Regions from separate parts of the Mus musculus genome. Here region 1 is linked to region 2. Evidence: chromatin loops called from intact Hi-C (ENCODE). Cell type or tissue: left cerebral cortex. All regions are shown on one strand. Links, peaks and the distances in the headings refer to the core of each region. The heading gives the core; the rest is flanking DNA. Region 1 has its middle 26 kb from the start of Gm34099. Region 2 holds the start of Galnt7 (polypeptide N-acetylgalactosaminyltransferase 7).

Region 1 (15,073 bases), core at 2,682-10,681, 220 kb after region 2:
CAGGGCTCCTCTAATCCAGGAGTTTTCTTTTGGGTCCTAATCAAGTGCTCCGTCTCCATCTTTCTGCGCCATGGGTGCATCTGGACAGATGCTCAAAGGGCTTGCATCTTAGGAAAGGCAAGCACAGCTTAGATTTTGGCTCTGGGACTCCTGACACTATACACTCCTATGGGCGTGCATACAGTTTCCTTGGGGTTGACTCCGTGAGTTGCATTTCAAAGACGGCCTGGCATCACAAGGAAACCACTTTTACTTGCTCCATTTCCTGGAGCCTACAACTGGCAAAACGCCCAGGACAAGATGTATTCAATTCAAGCCCAAAGCAGCCTCGTTAGGAGAAGCAGATGGCCCACCTAAGGTGAAGAAATTACTTTCTTGTGGGGGAACGGCGGGGAGTTTGCTCACATCTTCTCTCAGAAGGTGGGAATGTTGGGTGGCAAAATAAATAAAACACGTAACAAATGCAACCAAATGCATCCCACAGATGAACAGAATAACTGTTGCGGAACAAGGCTATGGGGGGCATCCTCCCGCCTCCTGGCAGACTGGGGGCATTTGTCACATATGTTTTAAAGCTCCAAGATCTTGAAGACCTTCCGTCAGAACAGCTAGCAGAGTCAAGATGTAACTGAAGAGACCACGAGCTCTGCTGCTTCTGTGGAAGTGGGGCGAACAGGCGGGGAAGAGCAGGCAGGGACGAGCAGGAGTTAGACACCCGTACCTGCTCAGGAGAGGGGAAACTGGGTAGCGGAGGTTTGAGTTGCGGGTTTTTTTCCTCCCCAGGCCCCATTTATATGGTGCTGAATGACCCCTGGGGCTTCAGGTGCATCAGCAAGCTTTCTGCTCAGTTCGCTGCACCCTTAGCCTGGCAGTGTCTTGCTGGATTTCTAACAAACATTTTGCAGATTAGAGAGAAACTTCTGAGAATTAGTGTCTAGGTTACCCGGGAAGCACATTTCCTCAGAAGGCTGTTCAGCCACAGATGAAACACATCTCAGGGTTTTCTAGTTTTGTTTTGTTTTGTTTTGGTTTTTTGCTCTGAATCTTTGTTCATAAGAAATATCTTTACTGGATGGGGAAGATAGCTCAGTGGTTAAGAGCACTGACTGTTTTTCCAGAGATCCTGAGTTCAACTCCCAGCAACCACATGGTGGCTCACAACCATCTGTGATGGGATCTGATGCCCTCTTCTGGTGTGTCTGAGGACAGCTACAGTGACTCATATAAATACAATAAAATAAATTAAAATAACTTACTTTAAAATTTTTCTTATTTATGAATTTAGACTCTTGCTGATAAGTAGGCTATATTTTCACCTAAGGAAACAAGTTTGGAGGTCACTAGATAAGTTTATTGCATATATGTTACAGACGAGTAAACCTAAATTTTTCAATGTTCTGATTAATTAATAATTAATTAATGATTATCTACTTATTTACCTGTGTGACTCAATTCAAATATGGATGTCATGGGACAACTTGTGGCACTCAGTGCTCTCCTTCCATCATATAGGTCCTAGAGACTGAAGCTAGGTCACCGGGTTTGGCATTTTTACCCACTGAGCCATCTTGCCAGCATTAATCAATACATTTACATCTTGTTTAACCCAGTAGTTTCGTCAGATTTGGCTAGTACAGGTTAGACCAGTGACCTGATCATCTAGCAATGATGAAGATAATATTCTCACCAACACTGTCTTAGTTAAAGTTTTACTGCTGTGAACAGAAACCATGACCAAGGCAACTCTTAGAAGGACAATATTTAATTGGGGCTGGCTTACAGGTTTAGAGTTCAGTCCATTATCATCAAGTCCAGGAACATGGCAGCATCCAGGCAGGCATGGTGCAGCAGGAGCTGAGATTTCTACAACTTCATCTGAAGGCTGCTAGCAGAATATTCTCTTCTAGGCAGCTAGCATGAGGGTCTTAAAGCCCACACTCTCAGTGACACACCTACTCAGCCATGGCCACATTTACTCCAACAGGGCCACTAATAGTGCCACTCCCTGGGCCGAGCATATGCAAACCATTACGAACAACTGACCTTTTTTTTTCCATCTCGCTATTCCATGAATCTTCGTCTCAGGATGCTCAGGCCTTCTTCCCTATCTCTCGCTTCTCTTTTTACATACAACTCAGACCATCCCAGAAAGGTATCCTCCTACTGGCTTCGTTAAAACCACCAGAAGATCATCCTGCATCATCTCCGTGACTCAGTGTGGTGCCTCATCTCCTTGGACCTTCAGAAACAGTTACATTTTGTAGACTACGATCCTACAGTCTCGCCAAACAACGACCCTGTAGCTTTCTGCAGCAGTCATTGCTGTCCTCTAGACTCGAGGGGGGTGAACTGTGGGCAGCCTACATTATTAGGAGGTGTGGTATCCGTAAACAAGAAAAGAGAGGGGGAAGGTCATGCTACTGGGGACAGTGCCTACCCACAACCTCCCATTGCCTTGATCATGCAAGTCAGAAAGGGAATCATTTGGACTGTATGAAGCATGGAGAGCTCAGAGCCACAAGAGTAGAACAGCCATGCCCCCCATCCCTTTGCCAGCCGTGTTTGCTACAGTTGTGGGTGAGTGTTCAGTGTGCCTGCCTTTCGGCCATCAGAGAGCATGGGCTTGGGTGGTTTGCCACAGTGTTCCATCCCTGAGCCTTTCAAAGGCAGAACAGCATCATTTCAAGTCTTCTCTCTTGGTTATCATGTTCCTTGGGAGTAAATGGCCACACATCATAATACTATAGATATTACACACTTGTTTATTATAGACTGTCTTTCCATTGGCTTCTTGGTGACTTCGCTGGTTAGTTGTTGGTTGTTTTTTTTTGTTTTGTTTTGTTTTTGTCAACTCAACATAAGCTTGGGTCATCTGGAAAGAGGGAATATCATTGAGAAAAGGTTTTTATATGACTGGCCAAGAGATGAGTCCCCTGGACATTTTCTTAATTAGTGATTGGTATGGGCAATGTCTCCACAGGGCAGGTGGTCCTGAGTTGTGTAAGAAAGCAAACTCACCGAGCTGTGGAAACTAAGCCAGTAAGCAGCATTCCTCCATGGTCTCTGCTTCAGTTCCTGCCTCAAGCTTCATGCCCTCTGTCCCCATAGTGATGAACATGGAATCATGATGTCAAACAAACTCTATCCTTCCCAGGCTGCTTTTGGTCATGGTGTTTATCACAACAATATGAAAGCAAACCAGGCAGCGACCAACATATTTTGACTGTCTACAGAAATGAATGGAAGAAACGGGACCCAGTACCAGTCTTCTATCCCAGACCTTGTCCTGTATCCCTTGAAAGGAGTGGATGATCTCTTCATATGCAAAACAGACACATTAGAATCATATGTTAACATCCCCCTTCCCTACATTAGAGACTTGACAAATGTGCTAATTGTGATGATAAATCTCTTCATAACTCACTTCATAAACAAAATAGAATTGCCCTCTGCAACTGAGATTTATGAAAGTGACATGGTAAGACGAGGCTTGCAACTCAGGATGTTTATTGCTCGTGGGGCTGTGGCTGACCTGTTGTGACACAAGCTTCCAGCTGGGTAGAGATGGAGCAACTGGACCCCATTGTGTAACTGATTCTTCTCCTTTCCTTCTTGGGTTCCTGACTTGGGCTGTACTTCAGCTCAGCAGATTTCCTTCTCTAAGATCATACCGCAAGAGCTCGCCATTGGTTACAAAGCATGGCCACAGATCACCAAAGACATCACCTTTGAAATGTAGACGGAAGATTCACATAAAAACACCCTGTTCTTTAAGCTTTAGAGAAGTTTAAAGAGAACTTTAAAGTTTGAAGAGAAGGATGTGGGAATCTTTTTTTATGACCTTTTATCACTGCGTGTAGGGCCTCAGAGCAGGTTGGAGGTCGGAGGACAACCTCGGGTGTCGTGGCTCACCTACCTTGATGGAGAACAGCAAGGTTCTTGCTTATCGTGCACATAAGGCTAACTGGACTCAGCTCATTCTCCACCTCCCAGCTCATCATGAGACTGTTGGAATTCCAAGGCTGAGCCCGGTTAGTTGGTTACTCTTTCTATTGCTGTGAAAAGACACCTTGGCCAAAGCAATTCTTACGAAAGACAGTGTTTAATTGGGGGATTTGCTTACTGTCTCGGGGGCTTAGATCATTATCATCACGACAGGCAGATGTGGTGCTGGAGAAATAGCTGAGAGGTCTACTTTATACCCTGACTTGCAGGCAGCAGGCAGAGAAAAAATGGGTGTGGCATAGGATTTTGAAGCCTCACTCCTTACACACATAAACTTCCTTCAACAATGTCATACCTCCTTATCCTTCTAATCTAGCAGTTCTCAACCTATGGGTCTCGACCCTTGGGGAGTTGACATATCAGATATTCTGCATATCAGATATTTACATTACTATTTATAACAGTAGCAAAATTATAGTTATTAAGTCGCAATAAAATAATTTTATGGTTGGGGGGCAATGCAACATGAGGAACCGTATTAAAAGGTCACAGCATCAGGAAGGCTGAGAAGCACTGTTCTAATCCTTTCAAACAGTTCCACTCCCCAGTGACTAAGCATTCAAATGTATGAGCCAGTGGGGGCCATTCTTTTTTCTGTTGTTGTTGTTTCGAGACAGGGTTTCTCTGTGTAGCCCTGGCTGTCCTGGAACTCACTTTGTAGACCAGGCTGGCCTTGAACTCAGAAATCCGCCTGCCTCTGCCTCCCGAGTTCTGGGATTAAAGGCGTGCGCCATCACGCCCGGACGGTGGGGCCTATTCTTAATCAAACCACCACAGCTGCTGAGTCTGGCTTTGCCTGGGTTCTGTGGATCTGAACTCATATCCTTGCACTTGTCCATGCATATTCACTGAGTCAATTCACCAGCCAGTCCCTTCTGATGACATCTTAAAAAAATTACTTATTTATGAATATGCTGTAGCTATCTTCAGACACACCAGAAGAGAGCATCAGATCCTGGTAGAGATGGTTGTGAGTCACCATGTGGTTGCTGGGATTTGAACTCAGGACCTTCAGAAGAGCAGCCAGTGCTCTTAACTGCTGAGCCATCTCTCCAGCCTCTGATGACATCTTATTGAAGATGCAGCAGCTCCTCTGCCTTGAATTCTCGTTCGGAGTTTGTAATATGTTTTCTTTCTCTTACACTATGGAGAAGACAGAGGGTCAGGGAAATCAGGTTACTGGCTGCGGGTAACGGAGAACACTATAAATTGAAAACAAAGGGATTCTCTTCTGGTAAGGTCTGTGTAGAAACATGGAGATCATACTTAAGAGCTAAATTCTAATAATGTGTCTTTTGAAGCCATTGCTCTTTCCATTATATCATCTCGTGGCATGCAAGAAGGCTGCCGTAATACTTTAAAATACCACCAACAAACTGCTGCAAGAGAAACGTTTTCCTGAGAACATTCAGCTCAACTGAGCCCACGAGTCACAGCTGACCTACATTCAATGAGCACATTTATGAAAGATGAGTAAGAGAACATTTGTCTCTCAGGCCACTGAGACGGGCTGATAGTCACAGTTAGTCATTTGGATCACTCCTCGGTTCTCCACAGCAGCCGAGTGCCTACAAGACCTTTTCTTAGATTCGTATTTAAGCGCCAGAGGGTAGTCAACGAGCTAAACAGGCAGATGCACTCTTGGTGTCTTCTCAGTGCGAACAAGACGTGCAGGAACAACAGCAGACCGCCACCGGACAACTCTGCCCTGTTCGTGGGCTGAGCTACCCAGAATAATTCATAATGGGTTCTATCATTCGAGGCTTTCTTGTTTAAAAGCCTGCTAAATCTCTCTGCCTGTCTTTCTCTGTCTCTCAGTCTCTGTCTCTCTCTTTCTCCATCTACTCTTCCTCCCCCCTCCCTGCCCCCCTTCTCTATGTGTTCCTGGACAGCCTTCTTTCTTCCCTCCTGTCTCCTCTCCTTTTGTCCTTCTCTGGTCCCCTCCCATATCTGCCTCTACCCCCTCCTCCAGGTCACAAATAAACTTCTTTTTCAAAATATTTTTCTTTTCTTTCTTTCTTTCTTTCTTTCTTTCTTTCTTTCTTCCTTCCTTCCTTCCTTCCTTCCTTCCCTTCCCTTCCCTTCCCTTCCCTTCCCTTCCCTTCCCTTCCCTTCCCTTCCCTTCCCTTCCCTTCCCTTCCCTTCCCTTCCCTTCCCTTCCCTTCCCTTCCCTTCCCTTCTCTTCTTCTTCTTCTTCTTCTTCTTCTTCTTCTTCTTCTTCTTCTTCTTCTTCTTCTTCTTCTTCTTCTTCTTCTTCTTCTTCTTCTTCTTTTTTAAGATTTATTTACTTATTTCTTGTATGTGAGTACACTGTCACTCTTGTTAGACACACCCGAAGAGGACATCGGATCCCATTACAGATGGTTGTGAGCCACCATGTGGTTGCTGGGAATTGAACTCAGGACTTCTGGAAGTGCTCACCGCTGAGCCATCTCTCCAGCCCTATTCTTTATTTAATTTATTTACATACCAAATGTTGCTCCCCTCCCCATCTCAGAGTTCTTTACCCCTCCCCCTTCCCCTTTGCCTCGGACAGGGTGCTTTCCCAGTCCACCACTGGCCACTCCACCCCCGAGGCCTTGCCTGGAGCATCAACTAACTCTCTCTCTGTCTCTGTCTCTCTCTGTCTCTCTCTGTCTCTCTCTGTCTCTCTGTCTCTCTGTCTCTCTGTCTCTCTGTCTCTCTGTCTCTGTCTCTGTCTCTGTCTCTCTCTCTCTCTCTCTCTTAAATGCGTGCTAAATTATCCGTTCATCTGCTTACTACAGTCATCTTCCATCCTCGGCCCTAGGATGTGAACAACCTGAGTTAGTATCAGAGCTTCCTGAGCGAATCTCCCCTTGTCAGCCACTCTTGCTCCCATGCATGGCAGGTAGATATACCCTCCCTCGACAGCGCGCTGCTCTTACAGCCTCACACCTTGGGCTCAGAAGGAAAGCGATTTCCAAGTTTCAAAGACAAACTTTAGAAATTCCGGTCACTCACCAGGCTTCTTGGGCCCTCCCTTTTGATGCAAGGTCATAAAGACTCAGGTTCTCACCTTGGTTTATGCTGTTGTTTGTTTTTTTTTACTTTATTTTATTTTTTTATTACAGGCTGTAGTTCTGCTTTATAAAGGAACAGGAAGTGAAAATAACCTTGGAATTCCAATCTTAAGTTGTTGTCGAGCGCCACCTGCTGTTTGTACTGAAAAGCAGCTTTAGAGGCGGGAAATATGCCTTTAATAAATACTTTAACCTATTGGCTATGTTTTACCACGGGAAAGAACCACGGCGGTGTTTTAGACAGCTGTCTGATTTTATGCAGGACTCAAGTCGTAGTAAAATAGCTCAAGAACAGTAGCTTACGCTATATTTCTTGAATTTCAGGTCCCGACTGTTCTTTAAGCCTACAAAAGAATTGAGTCGAAGTGAATTTCTGAAGAATATCCTTGTCCTTACTGCTGTTTCACAGGTGGACAAATAACATTTCCTGGACAGCCAACTGCTTTTTCCCCTGTATCTACACAGGATCTGTTTACTCTATGTGTCTCTTGACATGTGTGAATTGCAGTATAAATAATTTGCTACTGGTAATCGGCACAGATCATGAAAATTGCAAGGCAGGGGGTGACTCATTCAATTTTTATTGAATTATTGATTCTAAATTATTCATCCTCCCCAGCCTTTGCTCCCCTTTCCTGTGTATGCAAAAGACATACTTCTGGGCTTCCAATAGCTTCTTTGTCTTGACCAATGGGGCTTTCTTTGGTCAGTAGGGTGTGCTTTGAATGAATATGTGCCTGAGTGACTTCAATTAGGTCTGCCTTACCACTGACGGTCTCTACCAAAGCACAAAGCCTCCTCCCTCAGCTCCAGCTCCTGGAAGATGACATGGGTCACTGAACTAATCCCTAACAGAGGAGTTGAGCTTATCAGTCACAGCTGACCTATCTATGGTCAGCTCATGAGATGAATAGATGTTTTTTGTGTCTTTTAAATATTGTTGCTTGAGATCTTATTTTATTTATTTTACATGTATGGGTGTTTTGCCTGCATGCGTGTCTGGGCATCATCTGCGTGCAGTGCCCGAGGAAGGCAAAAGAGGGACCAGATCACCTGGAACTGGAGGTTGTTGGCTGATTGGGTTGGGTCTGGGAACTGAACCCAGATCTTCTGGAAAGGCAACCAGTGAGCCATCTCTGCAGTCCCTACACCTTTGTTTTTAATGTTTTCCAGCCACTTCTATTTTTCTAATGTTTAAAAGGCTTTAAATGTGGTAAAAATGTATACACATAAAAATCTATCATCTTATCAATTTTTAAGCGTACAGCTTGGTGCAAAATGCATTTATCTTGTGCACCCATCGCCACCGAATTTTCTTATCATTTCATCCTGTGACACGGAAATTCTGTATGCATTGAACAGAAACTTCCTGTTTCTCCTCACCTCTAGCACCTTTGGGGCACCGTCTTCATCACGACGGCCTCTATCAATGTAACGGTTCTCACGCCGTGACTTACATAGCCGTTCTCTTCTTGTGATTGATTTGTCTAGTGCAATGTCCTCTAAGTTCCTTCATACTGTTGTATATTTGATGTAGAATCATACTGTGCTGTGTATCTACTGTGTTTTGTGTATGCTTTCACATGTAGGTTGTTTCCTCCTGTGAGTAACTCTCAGCAACATTGCTGTGAGCCTAGCTATGCAGAACTCACTTCAAGTCCCCGCTTCCGATTCCATCGAGAGATGGGATTGCCAGATCATATGGTAACTCTGTTCTTATGTTGGTGCTTTCTACAACAGCTCGTCTCCCACCAGCAAAGCTCACCACATCCTTACTGACCCATTATGTGTTTCTTTTATGAGTCATCTTGATGCCTGGGAGGTGCTATCTCAATGTGGTTTTGTACAAACGTTTGCTTTTTAAGCTACGGAGGACTTGGGACTTTTTGTTTGTTTGTTTTATGTTCTTTGCTGTTGTCGATGATATTTTGTTTTGTTTTGGTTGTTTTCTGTGACGAAGGCTGACAGAGTTGGAACACAAGTCTGGCTGATTCCAAAACCTGCAGAAACTACCAGAGAAAAAGGGTATTGCCTCTAGAATGTGTTATTTAATTAATTTGTGATATGGGGAAAAAGAAGAGAGGGGGAGAAGGGAAGTGGTGGGGGAAGGGGGACCGGGAAAGGGAGAAACGGGAGGGAGAGGGGGAGGCAGGGGGAGGGAGATCACATTGTTAAGATTGTTACTCCCTCATTCTCTTTATGGCCCTTCTTTTTATCTTTGTAAAAATCACATATTAAGTCAAATGTAGTGGTGCATGCTTGTAGTCCCAGCTCTTGGGGGTGCAGGTGGGGGAATCAGAAATTCAGGGACAGCCTGGGTTACATGACATCCCGTCTCAAAGAAACCAAAAATAAAGTGTATGAAGCACTTTCTACCCTCTAATATAGTAGGACAGTGGTTCTCAACTTTGCTAATGCTGGTGACCCTTTAATACAGTTACTCATGTTGTGGTGACCCCCCCAACCAGAAAATTATTTTCATTGCTACTTCATAAGTGTAATTTTGCTACTGTTATGTATCATAATATAAATCTCTGATATGCAGGATATCTGATATTTGACCCCACACACACAGGATAGAGAACAGCTGTACTTGGCATTAAGCTTTTTAATGTTTGCAGCATGTTTCTCCTAGCAAATTTTAAGATAGAAAACATTTTTCCACTATAATCCCTATTTATAAAATGTGAGAGATAAAAAGTATTCATAATAAATTATTTATCTATCTATCTATCTATCTATCTATCTATCTATCTATCTATCTATTTATTTTTGATACAAAGCATTTAAGTGAATACACGAGGGGGCACTACCTGGGGAAAGAGGGGAACCATCCAGGGAGGGGCCAGGAATATGGGTCATGTCATTGTGGGAGGGGAGTAATTAAGTACAAAGTACACTGACATGTATATTTTAAAATATCACAATGAAACTATGCATGTTATGAACTATGTATGCTAACCTAAGACGAATAGATATCAAAAGAAAAATTTTTTAAATTAAAAATGATCGAATGGGGCTGGTGAGATAGCTCAACGGGTAAGAGCACTGACTGCCCTTCTGAAGGTCCTGAGTTCAAATCCCAGCAACCACGTGGTGGCTCACAACCACCTGTAATGAAATCTAATGCCCTCTTCTGGTGTGCCTGAAGACAGCAACAGTGTATCTATAATAATACACAAATCTTTAAAAAAAAAAAAAAAAAAGACTGAATGAAATAAAAGACCATTTCTGGATGCTTGCTGTGGTATTTTAATAACGTGGCCAGTAGAGGTCAGAGCTGAGTTTTAAAACATTGTCGATGGCAAATCATTTCATATCTGTGTTTACACAAGAGTCTGTTCATTCTAGGTGTCTCTTGATCTGTATGGACTGGGCAGTCACAATTGGCATGGATCATGAAAGGCATTACCTGGCAACAGATACCTCAAATTGGCTTCCCCTCTATACATGACCTGGTCTTGGAACTCAAGTAGAAAAGAAAGAAAGAAGGAAGGAAGAAAGGAAGGAAGGAAGGAAGGAAGGAAGGAAGGAGATATAAATTTTATTTCTGTAAGCTGGACTAGAAATAGACTTTAAGGCTATCCACAATTGTATAAATTATTGCTCATAAATAAAAGTTATATTCAATAAAACAACCAGAGGAGGCAATAAGTAATTGTAAAGCTATTTACCTATCTTAGCAAACATTTCCTACCCAAGTTTGTGCATGTGTGACTCTGTGTGGATATAACAGACTTGGTGGTTAATATTGGTTGTTAGCTTGCCCAGATGTAGACTTACCTAGGAGACATACCTTTGGCCGTGTCTATGAGGGTGTTTGCAGAGAGCTTCAACTGAGATAGGTTAATCTGCTTGCAAACTGGGGGTACCATTCCATAGGCTCATGCCCAGGACTGAATAAAAAGGAGGGAGTGTGTAGGTCACCAGTGTCCATTGTGCCTTGCCTTGGGCTGTAACCATCTGTCTCAGGCTCCTGCCACTATGCCTACATGTCATGATAGACTGTATGTAACCTTGAGCCAAAATAAATCACTCCTTCCACGGGTTATTATTTGTTAGTTTGTTGTTATTGTTTATTAGTTTAGATTTTGTTTTTTGGTCTTGGTAATAAACAACAGTAGTTAATATATCTTGTTAACACTAGAATACTTCACTGACATTTTTCTCTTCCTTTTTACAACAACAGTAAAATAAATGGTGAACCGAGGGTCACAGCCCACGACTCTGTCTAGAGTGTGGCTTGTTCACACTGGCTTGGTAGCTTGTGACTAAATGTCATAATGTGTAACAATGGAAAAGGTGGGCCCTAAGAAGTAATGACAACGGATCAGAAACAGGTCCTGTTCTTTTGATTGCATGTTTGTTTGCATGATCAATGAGTTCAAGGGTAATTCTTTGAGAAATAAAAGGAAATTTGCTTTTGCTTATGGCTTCCCACATACAAGGTCCTGTGGTGTGTGTGTTTGCACACCATCTCACTCCTTGAAGTGAACAATGTTGCAACAGCGTGGATGGTAAGTTCATGGAAACTGACTGACTGTTGAATGACTGAGCAAGTGAAGCATTCTTAGGGAGGGGGATTTGGTTTTGCTTTGAAGACATTGATACATTGCAGTTTCTAGATAGAAATAAATCCAATTTAACTTCAAGATTTGAGTAAATTTATTCTCAATGATTATTATTATTGTTATTGTTATTGTTATTCAGATGTCCTTTTGGGGAGACATTAAAACATCTTCCCTACTGAGGAATACTGATTTGTGTGGAGAGGTAAATCAAGAGAATTGTTAATTCTGTATCTCTGGAAAGTGGTCTTTCCCTTCGACACACACAACAATTATAGAATTCCTCCTTTTCCCACTTCATGGCCATTTTTAACTTATCGGGAACGTTATCTGTGGTGCCCAGTCGTGCAGGAGGGATGCCACCACTGAGTGTCACGCAGGCTGTAGCTGGCACTGTGGATAAACGAAGCAGCCCAAGAATCGTAATAGCTTGCTTACTCCTGCTGTGCCTCAGTGGATGGTGGGGCCTCAAGCTAGGAGGACTTTTTGTATTGGAACGTTAGAGGTGTTGGGTTCAGCTTAGTGTTTCTTGCAAACCAGAGAACATAGATTTTGTTCAAGAAATGTAGTCGTTGCCAAGAAAATGTAAGGGTAGAGTCTTTTGTGAGGTGGCAGGAGAGAGAGAGAGAGAGAGAGAGAGAGAGAGAGAGAGAGAGAGAATGGGAGGGAGGGAGAGAGAGGGACTTACTCATCCATGCTTTCAGTGTGGAACAGACAGAGAAAGAGGGTGGGGAAAAATCATCCCTGTAGGGGGTTCCCGGGACAAGGAACGCTCAGAAGGATTGGGCTCTCTGTCTCTTTCTCTCTGTCTCTCTGTCTCTCTCTGTCTCTCTCTGTCTCTCTCTGTCTCTGTCTCTCTCTCTCTGCCCTACCGCTGCTTAGCACTTTAATCAGCTGTTGGACACATAATATATAAGTTGCAGTCATCACCCAGAATGAAAGGATGCCAACTGTACATGAACAAATTAGAGGTTCTTAGTCAAATCCAACAAATATACACTCGATAATGGCTTTGGCTAAAATATATTTTTATATATTTTTTTAGTGTGTTCACATTCGCCTGTGGTTAGGGAGGATTAAGCTTGCCAAACTTTAATGTGGTACAAATGCCATGTTCAAAACGAAGTAAGTAGGCTGTGAGAGGGTCTGGCAAATCAAAAGCAGTATCAACAGCTGTGGCTTTCAAATACTTCTGAGGCTAAAATAATATAATCGTGCAGAGTTGATGTGGGTACTGATTCTGCAATCTACCATTTCTGTTAGTAGAACATTATCATTGGTAATTTCACCTTTGTTATAATCAGGGTTTGATTAGACCTGATAAAGGCCAGAAGATAAAAATGGATTGAGAAACTAATTAAGTAATTAAAGATTTATTGAGAAACTAGTGCATTCAAAGTTACATGCTTGATGCAAACTGTAGATCATCTGTTCATGCAACGCCCCCTTCAGTCAGTGAAAGAGATAATTTACAGCTTCTCCGCTTCCATGCGTCACTACCAGTGGGCGTATTTTTTAAAAGGAATGGTCAAAATAACGGAGAACTCATGGAAATAATGAAAAAAATTGATAGTGATCCCATATTGTTAAATAACTGGCCTCTGAATAAGAGAACTCAATATTATGATTCTGACCACTTGACAACAAAACACATTGAAAAATGATTGACAATCTATAGATATTAACTTGAAGTAATATAGTTTTATCATAAATATAACAATATATGGTACACCTCATATTTTTAATATCTCTGCATTTTGGGGTGGGGCATGTAGCATATGAGCAGGCATGGATGCCTGTGTGCACACACGCAGAGTCTAGAAGTTGACATCAGATGTCTTTCTCTGTGGCCCTCCAACGGGGCTCACCATTTTGGGTGCACTTGCTGGCTAGCAAGCTCCTGGGTCTGCCTGATTTAATCCTCAGTTTCAGATGCAAATGTTTCACCAGGATTTTCTGCAGGCAAATACTCTACCCACTGAGCTATCTCCCCAACCCTGGGCTTTCCAACCACTAGGTTTTCCACTTCATGTTTAAAAGTCAAAAGCACTTATCATAGTTACCATTCTAAACAGCTTAAAATTGCCTCCTTAATAAATGTCAGAATAAGAAGTGTGTGTGTGTGTGTGTGTGTGCATGTGTGCACATATATGCAGGGGTTGGAGGGCATTTAATGTAGTAACTACCATCCTAAACAATTAAAATTGCTTACTCAATAAATTTCAAGACAAGTGTCGGGGGGATATTTACTGACAATCATCTAAAGTCCAGATTTCTCTGTAGGTAAGAATTTACTCAGCTTTCCCTTGGTGAAGTGGTGCACGTCTTTAGTCCCAGTACTGGGAAAGCAGAGGCAGGCAAATCTCTGTGTCTGAGGCCAGCAAATCTACGTAGTGAGTTCCAGGATAGCCAGACTGAGGTATAGGACTTACCTTGTCTCAAAAAGGAAATTAACTCAGTTTTATTAGAGAAAACATCTGATGCTGGTGTTGTTCCCGTTACAAAGAGATTCGTGTTTCACTAACTCCCACAGAAATACCAAAGAGAATACTGCTTTGATCCTCACATACTAAATTGGTTGGAAAGAGAAAAAAATGTATGTGTGTGTGTTCTATAAATGTATTCATATATATACATGAATTCATTTAATAGAAGTGAAACAATGTTACAAAGAAGTTACTTACCTTTTTGTGTCCTTTAGCAAGCCTTTATACAAAAGCTTAATGTGTAAATTTGTTTGTTTGTTTTAAAGCAGAGTCTCACTCTTAACCAAGGCAGACCTGTAACTCACTATGTAAACCAGGCCAGCCTAAAACTTACAATGTATGTGTGTGTCCTGTATATGTATTTATCCGTGTTTGTATATATGTACATATGTATGATTGTGTTGCATATATGTATGCATGTATACATGTATATATGTTGTATATATATATATATATATATATATATATATATATATGTGTGTGTGTGTGTGTGTGTGTGTGTGTGTGTGTGTGTATAAAAATAAATGATGAAAATAGAGGCCAAGAATTCGAAAAATAGCAAAAATGAAAAGCATATGAGAGAAATTATAGGAAGGGAAGGGCGACATAATGTAATTATATTATAACCTCAAAATATAAAAGAAGTATTTTAAAATTACTTTCATTTTTAATCCCAGCATTCAGAAGGCAGTGAGATCTATCTGTGAGTTCAAGGCTAGCCTGGTCTGTAGAGATATCCTGTTGCACAAAGCAAAGTAAAATGAAACAAAAATCACATTCTGTACCTTGTCATCTTTAACCAAGTCCTTTCCTGATGTTTCTTAGTGCAGAGATGAAATTCAACCCAAGATTTAAGTTTCTACTAGACATCCAAGTTATTTTTCTCCTATAATCTAATTGTGTAATCAACCCCATGGATATTTTGTGTCCAATTCACTTGCTCATTTATTGATTATACTGTCTACCATTTTAC
Region 2 (15,073 bases), core at 2,296-10,295:
TAATCAGAAACTTTCAAAAGGTGGGGGTACGCGTGAAGCATCCTCTGCCGTTTCCATCAGCTCTTAGAGAAGAGCACAGACCCGCCCTCTTCTCCAGATCTCAACAGCCTTCCCATTCCTCCGGAGATCTTGAGTCCAGAACTCTGCCCAATATGGCTCTAACCATAGCTCTTATATTACAAAGTGTGGATTCTCTGGCCCATTTGCTGACATAGTTTCTTTCCATTCCATTCACTATAGAATGGTTGTGCTCTGTGTACAAGAGATTATCCGTATTAACAGGACAGAGGCTGGTTTGTCTTGTAGTATCAGATTTGCCCATTAAAGACAGTAAGGCTCTGGGCAGAGCTGAATAAGTGAGATCTCTGGAGAGATGTGGTATTAAACTGACAGCTGTTTGAAGGTACCTGTCTGCTTGCTGATGAAGGTGTTTATATGTAATCGGATTTAGAGACATTCACCATTGACAAAGCTCAGTGGTGAAGACTTTGGAATCATTTAATCATTCTGCTGAGGCCCGAGTCTTCTGTGAACCTGTAAAAGGATATTAGAAATTTAAGTCTAGTCAAACCTCCAGCTTTAAGCAGCAAGATGTGTTCTCTGGCCGTTCTCCCCCCCTTTTTTTTCTGAGACAGGGTTTCTCTGTGTAGCCCTGGCTGTCCTGGAACACAACTCATTTTGTAGACCAGGCTGGCCTCGAACTAAGAAATCCACCTGCCTCTGCCTCCCAAGTGCTGGGATTAAAGGTGTGTGCCACCACCGCTGAACCTCTCTAGCCCTTCTACTGCAAGTTTCTTTCCATTTCAACCATTTCATTAAAAAACCATGATGATTTTTGTTATCAGCAAAAGACAGGATCCTTTTTCTCTTTTTCTGGGTACCAGGTTCTCAATTAAAGACCCATAAGGTTCTGGGCCATGTGTATTCATTCCAGCAAACAGGTGGTTAGTTTGAAGGAACTATCAGTTTATCTAGGAATGATGGTACACATGTTGGTTGGATAAGATCCAGAACAATGTGCCCTTCCTTCCTAACTCTTTAAGAGAAAAATTGATTTTCATAATGTCTTTTTGCAAGCACTGAGGTATAATTAGTCTTTAAAGATGTTAGTGTATATGTCCAAAACTTTTAATGCTTCCCCCGGGAGTGCATGAGATATGCTTTCTCCCACCCACACTCTCTCACACTGAGTGTGTCTTGCACTGTCAACATCCTAGGAACACAATGCTAAACGACAACTCAGTCCCTGCCCTTAAAAACGTTGGCTAATTGAGGTGACAGTTGAACAAATACAAAGGCTGAGTTGTGCTCTAAGAGGGACCTTCCAGGTCGATCTTAAATGAAGCAGAAATTTCTAACTTAGCAAGGGAGGGGAGGGCCGATGAGAGCAAAGTTTCTGAAAAAAAATTGACATATGAACTGAAATTTGAATGATTATAGAGTTTATGGGGGCAGCTGATGTAACAATTACGAAGTATGTTATAGAAAAAGGAGCGATATGCTTACAGGTCTACAGGGAAGAAGAAACTTGAGCTGTTTCAGAAACAGAAAATGACGTAGCTGTAACATAGAGAAGCGGTGGTGACCAAGAAGGTACAAGGCTATGCACGCTCACAAACCGAGGCATTCGGATTAATTCTAAGAGCAAGAAAGAGCTGGTGATTGGGGTTTTGAAGAAGAACGACAAAATGTGTTTCAATTACCTCTTCAAAAATGGCTAAGTCAGAAGAGGTCTGTATTGCAGGTGCTATAAACAGTACCCAGCTAGGAAGATGTAGTATTCTACCGTATGAAATCAAAGAGAGCTTTCAATGAACCTTCAAAACATGGTAGGAGACCATTAATCCCCTCAAATGGCAGCCTTTGACAAGTGTTTCATTCCAGATTGAGTACAGCACAGGATTTTTTTATTATGCTTATGATAGGAACAGTAATCTACTGTTAGGGGGACTATCCGGATTTAGATTGAAACTGTGACTCTTTTAGCTTGAGTAGCCACGGTAGACTATCAACAAAGTAGGTGGCAAACAATAGCTTACCAACTGATAGTACTACTGTAAAACAGTCGCCGATCTAATGGAATAAACCCTTCAATGTTTTGTTCTCCGAAGGCAGCCTCTAGGTAGAGAACAATCAGAGGTGAAGTGCTCCTAAGCCCTCTTCTAAGCTTTATTCCCCCTTTGTATTTTTAGTCCAACTATTTCCAGTGTTCCACCAAAAATATTAAAGCCTTCCTACACATCTGACACAGGAATACAACAAACTCCATAGACAAGTCTCCAATGTCATGTAACTTTTTATTCGCAAGTGGAATTAAGCAGTCACAACAAAGTGGTAATTCTTAGGGAGGAGAGGGAGTAGAAGGTGGGGTTCCTGGCCAATATCTTGGTGTACAGGAACAGGTTAGAGTCTAGAAAAGGCTTTTGTAACTGACAATAAAGTTTAATGTTAAGGTGTCAGAAGATACTGCAGGTTTGAAAAGGAGATCTCTGTAGAAAGGCCTGCAGGCGAGCACTGACATTTAGAAATAGTTCCCCTAGCTTGGGTACAGTATGAGGAGGCTAAGATGCCCTGGAGAGTGTAGCCCCAAAGCAGGCACAGTTCCGTGTGTGTGTGTGTGTGTGTGTGTGTGTGTGTGTGTGTGTGTGTGTGTGTGTGTAGGTCCTCTTTAGCAGAGTTCATGTGGGTGATGATTTTTTAAACATCACCAAACCCTTAAAAGGTTCTGACCTGTGGAATCCTGAAAACATTTTAGAGTAAACACAAGATGATTATACTGTTTGGCAAAGACAGTGCATGTGTTGGCAAGATGAGAAAACCTCTGAATTCAAAGAACATCGGACACCAATCTCAGGCGGTAGAAAGCTTAGACGACAGGCGTGAACCACTGGGTACATACTGTCTGCTCAGAAGTTTTATTCCTTTGCAATGAGTCTCCAGCTGGCCTCAGAGGCAAAGGCAACCCTGTCACCATTCACATGTGACCTCATAACCTGTCAGAGACTACTGCTTCTCTTCTTCATATCTCCCCTCCCATTAGGTGCAACTCTTTACTCTCTTCAGGGACCACTAACCCAAGGATCAACAAGTCGGAAACAGCTCAGAGTGGCAATCTCTACATGCAGTAATAGCTGCGGCGTTCACAAGAATTATACCCATAATCACCAAGACTTACCCTATTCGTATTATCTGTGCTTTATTTTATTATCTGCATGTGCACTTGGCCTCAATTATCTCTTTTGGCAATACTATGAAGTATTATAATCATGATTTTGGCAGATAAGGGCCCTAGGCTCAGAGAGGCTAAGTGTGACTTTTTCCTGACCCAATCATTTAACATAGCTTCTCATTTTCTAAAGAGTTCTCTACAAAGGCTAACTGCCAACAAGTGTGGCGAAAATCGTATATTTTAAGGTATACTTTCAGTTTCACTTAAACAATGTTAAGAACTCAGAGGAACACCGGCTTTTACAACCGAATACCTGGTTATCATTTTCTAACTTTTTGGCCTTGCATATTTCAAGTTGTGGTGGCAAGGTCATCTTAGACTACTAACAGCAGTTGGGTGAGCTCCCATCACTTCAGCGATGAGGGCTACTTCCCAGCTATGCTCATAATCACAGTCAGTTTTCCATCTTCTCAATAGTGGACAACCATATCTGAATAACAATGCATATACTGTTGATCACTAGGGGAGACTTAACCAAGTTTCACTTGTTTCGAAAGCAAAATACATGCAGATAAGGCAATATTAGGATTAAAAAGGTCAATTTACGCCATCCTTAAACCTGCTACCGAAAAGCATTTGTTCAACAAATTGAGTAGTTTAGGGGTATGGCACACACTGCAGACTGTGATTTAAAGTGATTGACATCTTTGGCACAATGTACAAGGGAGAGGCGTGTAGCTAAACATTTGCCAATATCCTTTCCTGGAAAAGTCAGTTGTGAGAGAAGCAACGATGCATGTACGGAACGTTTTAAAAGCCCGAAATCCACTTTCCCCAGAGTAGGAACTTGCAAGTCCATTAACAGGGACCGTAGTGAGAATTAGCTAGTCGACTTGGCTTTCTAATTAGCCCAAGAGAGAAGGCAATACTGCCTTTCCAAGTGAGTCCTCTTTTAGTTCTGTGGTGTTTGCACATCTCACCTGGGCCTTTCGATTACAAATCCACCTCCTTAAGGAGCCCTGTGAAAAAACAAGATTAAAAAAAAAAAAAACAGCTATAAATCAGCCACGTGGAGTTACTGCTGCAGCAGCGGTGGCTGACTTCCTGGTTTCCTTCCTGCAAGCCTCTGGCTGGGGAGATTGAGCAGTGGGCGTCGGGAAGGGCAGGGCAGCCTAGGGCGTCTGCAGGTCCACCTGAGGGGCACCGGGCGGCAGCATCCTGGCAGGGCACGGGCGTCAAGGACAGAGTTTTGGTCCCTAATTACAATAAAAGTTTGGGGATCTGCAAGCTTTAGGAAGCGGAGCCTTAGGGCAAAGGCTAAGACCAGACCTGGGGGAAAGTGTTAAGTTAGTTCCAAGGTTACTAGGGACTCGCGGGTGGTGGGGGGTGGGTTCTCGCGGTCGCGGGTGGAGGAAGGGGGTACTGCGGAGCTAGAGCGGGCAGGTAGAGAGAAGGGAAGCCTGGAAAGCTACACACGCCGGCCGGTCGGAGCTCTGCGGAGGCCGGCGGAGGGGAGGGGGTGCGGCAGAGCAGTGCAGAGGCAGGCGCGGGGAGGGGGCGGAGGGGCGAGCCAGGGGAAGGTAAAGCCGAGGGGAGTTCCGGATCTGGTGCTGGAGAGGGCAGGCGGTGGGGAGGGCGGCGGGCGTAGTGATCCGGGGGGGGGGGGGGGGGGAAGGAGGAGGAGGAGGAGGAGGGCCGGGGGAGGGGGAAGGAGGGAGGGGAGAGCGGTGGCGGCGGCTGCGCCGGGCTGTGTGTCTCTCGCCGCCGGAGGAAGATGAGGCTGAAGATCGGGTTCATCTTACGCAGTTTGCTGGTGGTGGGAAGCTTCCTGGGGCTCGTGGTCCTCTGGTCTTCCCTGTCCTCGCGGCCCGACGACCAGAGCCCACTGAGCAGGATGAGGGTGAGTGACCCGCCTGGCCCCCTCCGGCAGAGGCGACCTGCAACTTGTTTTTTTGCGCGCGCGCGTGAGTGTGTGTGTGTGTGTGTGTGTGTGTGTATGTGGCGGGAGCAAGGGGCGGCGGGGTCGCGGCCGCGTGGGCGCCGCAGCTCCGCAGGTGGCGCTGGCCCGGCGCCGGCCGATCGGGGGCGCCTAGCCCTACGCCGCGGGTACCCCTCGGCCGCCGCCGGCCCGCCCCCTGGCCGCCCCTTCCTCCCGCGCGTCCCCGCCCCGGGTTCAGCGCCGTCACCCGCGCTACTGCTGCTGCTGCCGCTACCGCGGCCGCCGCGGCGGCCGTGGTGGCGGCTATAGGCGGCCGCTCCAACGCCGGGACTGCCGGGGCGGAATCGCAGGACAGAGTCGGCTCCCCGGAGCCGAGGCTGCTCGGCGTCCGACTCGGGGCTACGACCCCCGCGCTGGCGGCAGGCGGGCGCGGGGTTGGTCCGAGCTGCGGCCTGTGGCGCGTGCAGGCCTGAAGGAGGCGAGATGCCGGCGCCGCCGCCGTGGTCCGGTGGAGCAGGCCCCGCGGTCCAGCCTCTCCTGTGGTCCCCGCCCAGTCCGGGTGCTCGCCGCGGGGGCGCCCCTAGCCTGTCCGCCTCGGGCTCCAGCCCACGGCGCCGCCTCTCCGCAACTCCCGTGGCCGGGAGCCGGGTGCAACGTGTAGCTGAGGCCTCGCCCCGCACCCCTTGTCCCTTCGATTCCCGGACAGGGGAGAGACACGTCCCCACCCGGATCGGCGTCCCTGCACCGGGGCGCCTGGGAGCCCCGGTCGCCCGCTGTGCTCCCTCGTCCTGCGGATCCGGAGCGGGCTCCAGTCCCCCGGCCCTACCTGGGCTGCTCCGGCCGAGGACCTAACTTGTGCCGGCTCCTGGCCGCCCCTCGCTGCCTGTTCCATCAGCCTGACGCCGAGAGGCGCGCTCCGCTGGGACGCATCCGTCTGCCGCCCTCGGCGCCGGCGTTAGTCTTGACAGTCCCGGCTTTGAGGGTTTAGTCAGGCTTCTCGGAACTTTAGTTACCGGGATCCGGCCACTGCGCTACGCTCGCCCCGGCAGTTGGCGGCGCGAACTGCTTCGCACCTCCCCAGCTTAACCCCCACCCCCTCAGCTTGGTGAACCGTTACACCCCCTGCTCCCCCGGAGTTCCTCATCCCCGAGCCCTCCAAGCCCCACAACCTCGAGTCCAGGTTAGACTCAGAAGAAGTGGGAGACACTAGGAGTTCTGGACACAGACGCTGAGCAGCCGTGGGAGGAGTCTCTTAAGAAAGTGCCTTCTGCAAAATCAGCGTTGCAGCTACATAATCTACTTTATTAATTTTACTTTTGGAAAGTTAGCGTCAGGAAGTTGAGGGGAAAAGCTTGTGACGACCTTCCAAGAGTAGGGCTCTTCAGTTGATGCTTATGACACACACAACTTAATCTGTAAATTGCTGCATTTGGGGCTGGCCTTACTGAAGTGGAGTCTCACCAAAGTCTAAATTGATGAATTTTTTTTTCCTTTTCACTGTGTTTGGAGTGATTTTTTTTTTGTATATTTTTGCTCTCAAACTGATTTGATGAGATGAATATTGAAATTGATTTTTTCAAGTCATGAACTGCTCTTTTATATAAGAGGCATTATATGATGCTGAAAATCCTAAGCCCCATTTTTCTGAGAAGGAAATTGAAAACCTGCTATAACTAGTTATGTTCAAAATGTCCTGTAGTTCTGATCCTTTTAAAGCCATGATTGGACCCAGCACGGTGGCGCCTGCCAGTAATCCCAGCATTTGGGGAGCTGAAGAAGGTCATATATAAGTTCAAGGACAGCTAGGCCTATAGGAGACTCTAGTCTCAAAAAGTTGGAAAAAGAAGTTGGGGTGCATCATAACTTCTTTCTAGGTAGTTTATTAGTGTTGATATATAATAAACTATAGTGCCCACCTTACTGTCTATAAAGTGAGCATAACTTAATTTTTTTGTACAATTTATTTGATAAGTTTGCCAATGGACCTAGTATAACTTGTCATTTCTGTATTTTGCCCAAGATAGACAAAGATTTTTCAAGATTTACTAGCATTGTATTAAAAAGAATGCTCAGGTATCAGGGGGCATTAATAACTTACGAGCAAATAGTAATCTAAAGCGATTTAGGTGTCAGATGTCATAAGAGTGTTTGTTCATTAAAGACTGCCTCTTCCCTCTGATTAAAAGGAACCTGTGGGTTCTTGAGACCCAGTGCTAGGGGAGAGTTAGGGCCGATTGGGATGCTGAGTCCCAGAGTCCTGGGTTTTTCCTCTACCTTGTGGTACTTTTCCGTTGAGGTTGCAGGTCTTTTATGAGGACCTGCTTCTCTTTCTTGGATGTGGGTTCTATATGTGGCCTCTTTGATCCCTCCAGAAGGAAAGTTCTGCCTCTGCTTCCACCAGATAGGCCCGTGGCTCCGTCCACTCAGGACCGCTTCTGTCTTGAACAGTTGTTATTACAGGAAGTAAAGAGCACTTTGAAGATGTCTTTGCTTTAATTTTGTAGAGCAGTGAGGTGAAGACAAAAATTCCCTCTTCTGAGCCTCTTGGCGTTTGTCAAAGCTGAATGATATTTTAAATATCCTTACCTTTCCAGTCTGTCTGAAGATGACCTTAGACTTCTGATCCTGCGGCCTTTACCTCTTGAGTGCAGGGATTAAAGTGCAGTCGTGTATCACCATGCTAGATGTGTAGAGTGCCAGGGAATCTTTTGCATGGTCAGAAAACATGTTGCCCATGGAGCTATGTCCACAACTCTATTACATGATCATTTCTGTTCATATAGTCAAACATTTGTGAGTGCCTGCTGTATACTAGGTCCAGTGCTCACAATTTAAGGAAACACGTCTTGCTTTAGTTTCACGGGGTTTGCAGCCTGGTGAGAAAAATACATGTTATCAAGCCTTGGCAAATATACAGATACAATTGTGCTATGAAAGGAACACATGAATACACTTGTGTTATGAGGGGAAACCTTACGAGGTGAGAAAAACGGAGAGATTTGAGTATACAAATCTTATTTAAATAACTGACCTTTGAGCTGAAATCTAAAGGTTTGAACTGCACGTGGGGCAGGGCAGTCCTGAAAGGAGCAGAAGCAGCGGGTACAAAGGTCCTGAGACCTGAAGTAGCAAGGATACGGTGAGAAACTGGAAGGTCAATGTATGGAAACACGGAGAGTGTGTTGGTTAGGGTTTTACTGCTGTGAACAGACAGCGTGACCAAGGCAACTTTTATAAGGACATTTAAGTGGGATTGGCTTACAGGTTTAGAGGTTCAGGCCACTATCATCAAGGCAGAAACATGGCAGTGTCTAGGCAGGCACAGTGCAGGAGGAGCTCACAGTTCTACATCTTCATCTGAAGGTCTCTAGAAGACTGGCTTCCAGGCAGCTAGGATGAGGGTCTTAAAGGCTACGCCCACAGTGACACACTTCCCTCCAACAAGGCCACACCTCTGAATAGTGCCACTTCCAGGGCCAAACATGTCCAAACCACCACAGAGAGTTATACTAAATAGAATGATACTACAAACAGGCTAGATCTTGTGGACCACGCTAAGAGTTTACATCTTAAGTGTAGGAAGTCACTGAAGGGTGTAAGCATGAAAGAGATGACCAATATTCATGTTCTAGAAAGATCGCTGTAGCTCCCTGTAAGGAAGTGTGCATGCGTTGGTTTGTAGACCAGATGACAGGAGGCCCACAGTAAAAGTTGGGGTCACACCTGACATTGTTTGGCCAGATGGTTGCTGTGATTATGTAAATTGGTTCAAGTGCAGCCAGAGATGTAAAGGCCCCAAGATTTGGAAGGTGGACGTGGAAGGGGAGATGTCAAGAAGTCTAGATGATAACTGTTACATTAGGACAAGCTAAGAAGACAAGATTGTGCATTCTGTTTGTGGTTTATAAGTAAGCTTTTTTTTTTAATTGATAGTTTAAGATCACCACTTATTAAATAAAACTAGTGTGTTCCAGAATGACACCGTCTTCCCCAGGCATACTCCCTGACTGTTCTCATGCTAAGTCATAAACTTGGAAGAGAGCAAGGTTTGCAGTGGAAATGTTGGCAGGTCTTTAGCTTTAGAGTGTGTGTTCAAATGTGCAGTATTGGGGAGACCTGTGTGCAAACTGATACTTTTCTGTGCAGAATCCAAGGCAGCTAAGTTCATTGCCTTCTCAATAGGACTGATTCAGCCACTGATTCTTTGCAAGAGGTTTTAAGTGGCTAGGCATGATGGGAAGAAGAGAGGGGTCCAGCTTAGTTGGGCATTGGTGCATGGGCTGATCTCTGTCAGGTTGCAGGGTACCAGTCACTTCAGTGCACTGAGGATGGATGGGCTCTTCATCCTGAGCCTTTGCCTCAGGTGCAGATGGCATTTGTGTGAAACCATCACTTAGGTAGAGCAGAAGCCTCCAGTGGCCTTCACCCAGCTACGCGTTCCACAGGCCTCAGAAAGTCTTTGTTTTCTTACTTTCAAGCTTGCACTCTCCACGTCCCACATGGCAATAGAAGCCCCAGGTTATCAAGTTTAAGGCATTTGAGTTCGAAGATTACCAAAAGCATCTGTGTATGTGCGTGCGTGCGTGCATGGGGGGGCCGGGGGGCTTTGTTTAAGCTTCAGAACAGACTGACTACTTCAGAGGCAGAATTCTTGTTCCCTGATCATAACCCCTCTTTCTGTCTCTGTCTCTGTCTCTGTCTCTGTCTCTGTCTCTCTCTCTCCCTCCCTCCCTCCCTCCCACCTTCTCTCTCTCTCTCTCTCTCCCTCCCTCCCTCCCACCTTCTCTCTCTCTCTCTCTCTCTCTCTCTCTGGTACTGAATTTACAGAAATTTACTGATCAATTTCCTTTTGGATGAAATAACCTAAAGTGAGGTGTTGCCTCTTTTATGGTCTCTCTGTAAGCCTCAGCATTTATTTGGTAGAGCCCCCAGATTGCTGTATGTTGTGGTTCTGTGGGAAGGTTCTCTACTGAGTGGCCTTAGTCAGGCTGGGGAGCACCCTGCTTTCAGAAGTTCCTTCCTCCCACTTAGGCTTCACAGAGGCTGCTCATAGGTTGCCAAGTGCAAGTCCACGTTCTCTTATCTTATCTCTTATAAGAAACAAAGCTGTTCTTTAATCCAGTAGCTGTATAAGCAGACAACAGGAGGGCATCTCGAGGAACTGTGGCCTACTTTGATTTCCATTGCTGTGATAGACACCATGCCAAAAAAGCAACTTCGGGAGGAAAGGGTGCATTTTACACTTGAAACACTTGATATTCTCCATCCGGGAGGAAAGTCAAAGCAAGAACTTGGAGGCAGAAACTGAGGTAGAATGTTGGAGAAAGCCTGCGGAGTCGGAGCGATTGTTCTCCAGCTTCCAGTCAGCTGTTTCACGTCTGCCTCCTAGGATCAGGAGCTGCACTGCTCACTGGGAACTGGGACTCCCACACCACATCAATCAGTAATCTAGAAAACATCCCTGTAAACTTGCCTGCGGGCCAGCCCGATGGAGGCATTTTCTCAATTGAGGTTCAAGTTGACAAACAAAAACCTAACCAGCACCAAATGTTTTTGTTAGTAACAATTGGTAGAGAAGGCTTAAAAATGACCATTTGTGGGGTGCATCCTTTTCAGCAAAGAGGGACTGAGAACTGCTGAACGTCGTTGGATTTGGATCACTCCTTTGTCTGGTAGGCCAGCCGTGTGGAATGGAGGATAAGAGAAGGGTAGGGGTGGGCTTCTTTATACGCTGTCACGTGTCAGGCTGAAGGAAATTGGAGAGAGGGAAAGGAATGCATTGGGAATGGAAAGCAATTTTTCAATTGGCACCATGAGTGAACGACTGTTTGCAAATTCTAACTTAGTAGTTATACATAAAGGGAAAAAATTAGTTGGTCAGCAGAATGTGACTAGCTGAGTGCAGGGAAATTATGATCGTTCAGCTTCAAAGTAGGTAATTGCCTTTGTTCATATTTTGAATGCTAATTCTTACTCCTGGAGATTGAATATGTAATCTAACAAAAATAGCAAAATAAAGACTCTAGATTTCTAGTGTGCAGTTGATGAAAGCCATGCATAGAGTAGAAAGATAGATAGATAGATAGATAGATAGATAGATAGATAGATAGTACAAGAGGGGAAAGGTGGAGTGTCTATTAATGTTGACAGCTTATTTTAGGAGGAATTGGGACCCACTGCTGTTGTAATAAGTGGGGTTAGAAGTATGAAGGGCACCCACCGAGATATCCAGGTATTCTGTTCTGACACTGCTGTGGATTGGATCAGGGACACACAAGTAAGGATAGAAGTGAGAAGTTTATTGGGAAGAAAAAGAAAAAGCACTCCTGGAGATTGGAACGGGCCAATGAGCTGGGCCAGACGCTCAGCAGCTCTGCCCCGTGCAAGCTCTGCCCGTTACCTTCTCCCACAGCACGCACCTTCTCCCACAGCACGCACCTTCTCCCACAGCACGCACCTTCTCCCACAGCACGCACCTTCTCCTAAGCCTGTGTGTTATGAGCTGCTTTCCCCACATGCTGCCTGTTACCTGGTAGCTCAGGTGGGAAGAGTTTCCATTTTCCCTCTGCCTACCAACTGGTTTTTCTCATATGTCAATCTTAATACCTCTCTGTCCACACCCCTCGTCTCTTGATACCCATCCAACCGTTGTTTCTACAACCTTGAATGTTGTTAAACCTTATCCATTGCTGTAGGACTTGCAGATGGTATGCAACAGAGAAGGTAGCAAGCTGTGACATAGTAAAGACGTTTTAAAGGCTTGTCCTGATAGCCACATAGTAATGTCCATAATAATAAATTGTGCCTGTGTGTGTGTGTGTGTGTGTGTGTGTGTGAGAGAGAGAGAGAGAGAGAGAGAGAGAGAGAGAGAGAGAGAGAGAGAGAGAGAGAGAGAGATACTTAGGTCTCTTAATGTCTAGAGAAAGAGATCAAGGCCTCTAAACATCTCCCTACCTCCAACTTCCATTTGTTCAAAATAACGTATTGAGGCCCCTGGGCTATGGAGATGTGGAAATATCAAGGGTGTTAGGCCTTTTCTAAGAGAGATGAACTGTGTGACTACGTAGCGACCACCAAAAGATCTTTAAGGAGCTGTGTACTAGGTACGGTGAAAGTTGAAAGGGAAAACCTAAAGCATAGCATTTAGATAGCTGTGAATGTCAGTGGGGTTAGAGCAGGTAGGAAGGCAAGAAGGAACATTCTAGACTAAATGACTACAGTGACACCGGAAAGCATATCATCTTTTATTGGTGAGGAGTGGTGGAATATGATTGGAGAAGAGAGTTCTGACCACATTTTGAAGGGAATTGAATGAGGGGCTATGGAACTGGGAGGGATTTTATTGATTTAACATTTAGGGTAGGTTTTTGGAGCCTTTTGAGGTGATATTGAAGAGTAGTGACATTTACATATCAACTCTTACTCTATGGATATTTCAAATATTTACTAAATGTCTACTAAATGCTTTCTATTGCTCTAGGTGTTGGCCGTGCTATACAGTATTAAGCAGTAACAACCATGGCTAAGATGTATTGGATTCTCACTATGGATCAGGCATGGATATTCCATATGCAGTGTTAATTGTGACAACCTTCGAATGCCAGTTTGATCTAAGCCAGTTCTGTCGACGAGGCTGCTGCAGTGAACCCTCTACTCGGGACTGTTCCCTTAGCAAGCAGTAGTGTCTACTCTCAAGTGTTCTAACTTGAGAGTCGGGGTCTCCGTATTTTCATCCCTGACAGAGTACCTACGCTAAACCAGGAAGCAGTATTGCTTTTGCTTCACAATGTCAGTGCTTTCAGTATCATGGGAGGGGAAATGGGTGGAGGAGACTTAGCTCACACTGCTGTCAAGGAAGCAGCGGGTGGGTAGCAGAACTAGGGTCAGGGCACGATACGGTCCTGAAGGGCATGACCCACTGGCCTGCTTCCCTCTCTGAGTTCCACCTCCGTGCATTGCCACCATGTTGTGTATTTGACAGGGAATTCATCGTCTGAACCCTCGGATTCATTCAGTCTCCTAGTCGCTCTGTTGCTAGCCAAGCAAGCCCCTGGTACATGGGAGCCTGAGTGTTTTGAGAAATAGAAAGGAGATCAGTGCAGAATAAACTTGATGACCTTAGAGATGTAGTCAGAGCACTTGTCTGCAGGGTAGCTCAGTGGGCTGTTACTAAAGTGATGGCTTCAGTTTCTATTCCTTGTCCTTCAGCCATTACTCCCCCTTCCCTTTCAAGTGTCCTGGGTTGAAGGATAAACAGGTGACTATCTCAGTTCCGAGCCCGAGGGTTTAGATAAAATAAAATGACACATACACCTGTGCGGCAGATTTGGCAGCCAGATGTAAACAGCTGCAGCAGCTGAGATAAGAACTATATTAGCCAACCCCACTAGGGCTTGTGGGATCTCAGAGAACCAGCGTCTAGATTAATTGAAGTTGGGTGTCAGCACAGTGCTTGTTTTAAAAGGGGACGAGTTGGATATACTGTGACAAGGACGCAGGAACAAAGTGTGTGAAAACATAAAAGACCACAGCCAGTCCTGGAGAGCCTACAGAGATGAGCCTCGAGAGAGAGTGAATGATACGTGTGGTCAGAGGTGGGGGGCAAGGAAAAGTCTGGAAACAGTGCAGGCTAAATGCTAGTAGGAGATTATCGTCTCTAGGCTAGGATGAGGCTTACCCAGGAGACGGGCACAGAGACGGAAAACAAGGTGACATTACTGGAATAGACCTGCTCCAGGAGAGGATGAGTGCTTGATGGAGTGAGAAGAGGGTGCTGATGACTTCAAGACTACAGCGGAGTAGCACTCTCACAGAAGCGTGGAGACGGTAACTTAAGGGCCATCATCAGACTCACAGGCCACAGTATTGACACAGGCTGGGTCAGAAACACATGGCAGCAGCGGTGGAAACACTACCTCCCAGTCAAGCAGCCTGTAGTGTTTCAGCCAAGAGAGGGAGTGCAGGGCCTATGTAACATCTTCAACAAATCTCAGTAAATAGCGAGACTTGAAAACTGGCTCACATGAAGAAGCTGAAGTGGTAAGAAGTTCATTCCAGGAACTACGTAAGAGGCGCTGGAGGATTGTTAGAAAGCTTCTACTTACAGTCGTAGAGGAACACAATGGTTGTTGTATCCAGTAGAGTGCCTACCTCCCCTTGCATACTGTTATATGTATAGGCATCCATGTGTATTCTAAGTTGTTATGTAGTCTATAATTGTGATAATGTGATAATTCATGGACTAAATATTATGATAATAATATATATTAGACTTTTTGTGCTTTTCAGTTAAAACTCGTATGCCTTTTAAAGCTATCTAAAAATCATTTTAATTTTTAAATTAGAAAAGAAATTTGATGCCAAGAATATTAGGCCAATTGTTAGTATTGTGTGCATCCATTTGACTGTTGTATATGTAAAGATGGAGAGGCAGATAGGAAGACTGGGCTCAGCATTTCAGCAGTCTGGCTTTTTTGGGGATGAGGGGAATTCTAATACAGCATTCTGTTTTTCAAGACAAGATTTACCGTTTCATTCTAATTTAGTCCTGTGAGCTTTGAGAGCAGCAGACAACTTTAACAGCAGCTACCCAGGGCTTACTAAGTCCTTTAAAAGGGAGGAAGAACTAACTTGCAGTTACTTCGTTTGCTAAGAATCCTATTTCAAAATGAGAAATGTTCTTCTTCCTGCCCCATTATGCATTCCCCTCGGGCTCCCCAGCCTTCGCAATGCTTTGGAGCATCACCCGGAGAAGCATTTGACATGCCAACAGGGAAACCTGCTTCAGTTCACCGAATCCGAGAACCAGCACACTGAGACTTGAGGGAAAAAATTAACTTTGCATTATCTAATTAAGTTTATGGGATTGCTGCAGAGTAGCCCTGCTTCTCAAATCTAGAAGGCACAATTAACTGCAGTACTATATCAATACCAACTAGTCTGCTAATAGGCTTCTAAGCAAAGCA

What was found. Hi-C counts contacts between places; a loop is a spot of excess contacts. Peaks named below come from ENCODE experiments on the same cell type or tissue, not always from the same donor. Only the 100,000 strongest peaks of a DNase experiment are listed, where the experiment ranks them.
Region 1: it touches region 2 in a loop (2.1-fold over the local background); 6 of 42 quality-filtered maps call a loop at or near these places.

The regions. Positions count from the first base shown.
Region 1 is chr8:57,421,497-57,436,569 of GRCm38, reverse strand. No RefSeq gene overlaps it. Among named protein-coding and RNA genes, the nearest start is that of Gm34099, 26 kb to the right of the region's middle. In left cerebral cortex, for the core only: CTCF peaks have their summits at 7,181 (motif pointing left) and 10,300 (motif pointing right); DNase peaks (open chromatin) are centred at 5,512, 7,174, 8,753 and 10,328.
Region 2 is chr8:57,642,849-57,657,921 of GRCm38, reverse strand. Galnt7 (polypeptide N-acetylgalactosaminyltransferase 7) reads left to right here and starts at 4,867. Exons shown (of 12, transcript NM_144731.4): 1 at 4,867-5,069. The coding sequence starts at 4,944. It overlaps AW046200 (expressed sequence AW046200), which reads right to left and starts at 6,169. Exons shown (of 4, transcript NR_040698.1): 1 at 5,935-6,169; 2 at 462-534. In left cerebral cortex, for the core only: a CTCF peak has its summit at 6,112; DNase peaks (open chromatin) are centred at 5,098, 5,386, 5,729, 6,009 and 3 more places; H3K4me3 peaks cover 2,694 bases; H3K27ac peaks cover 1,798 bases.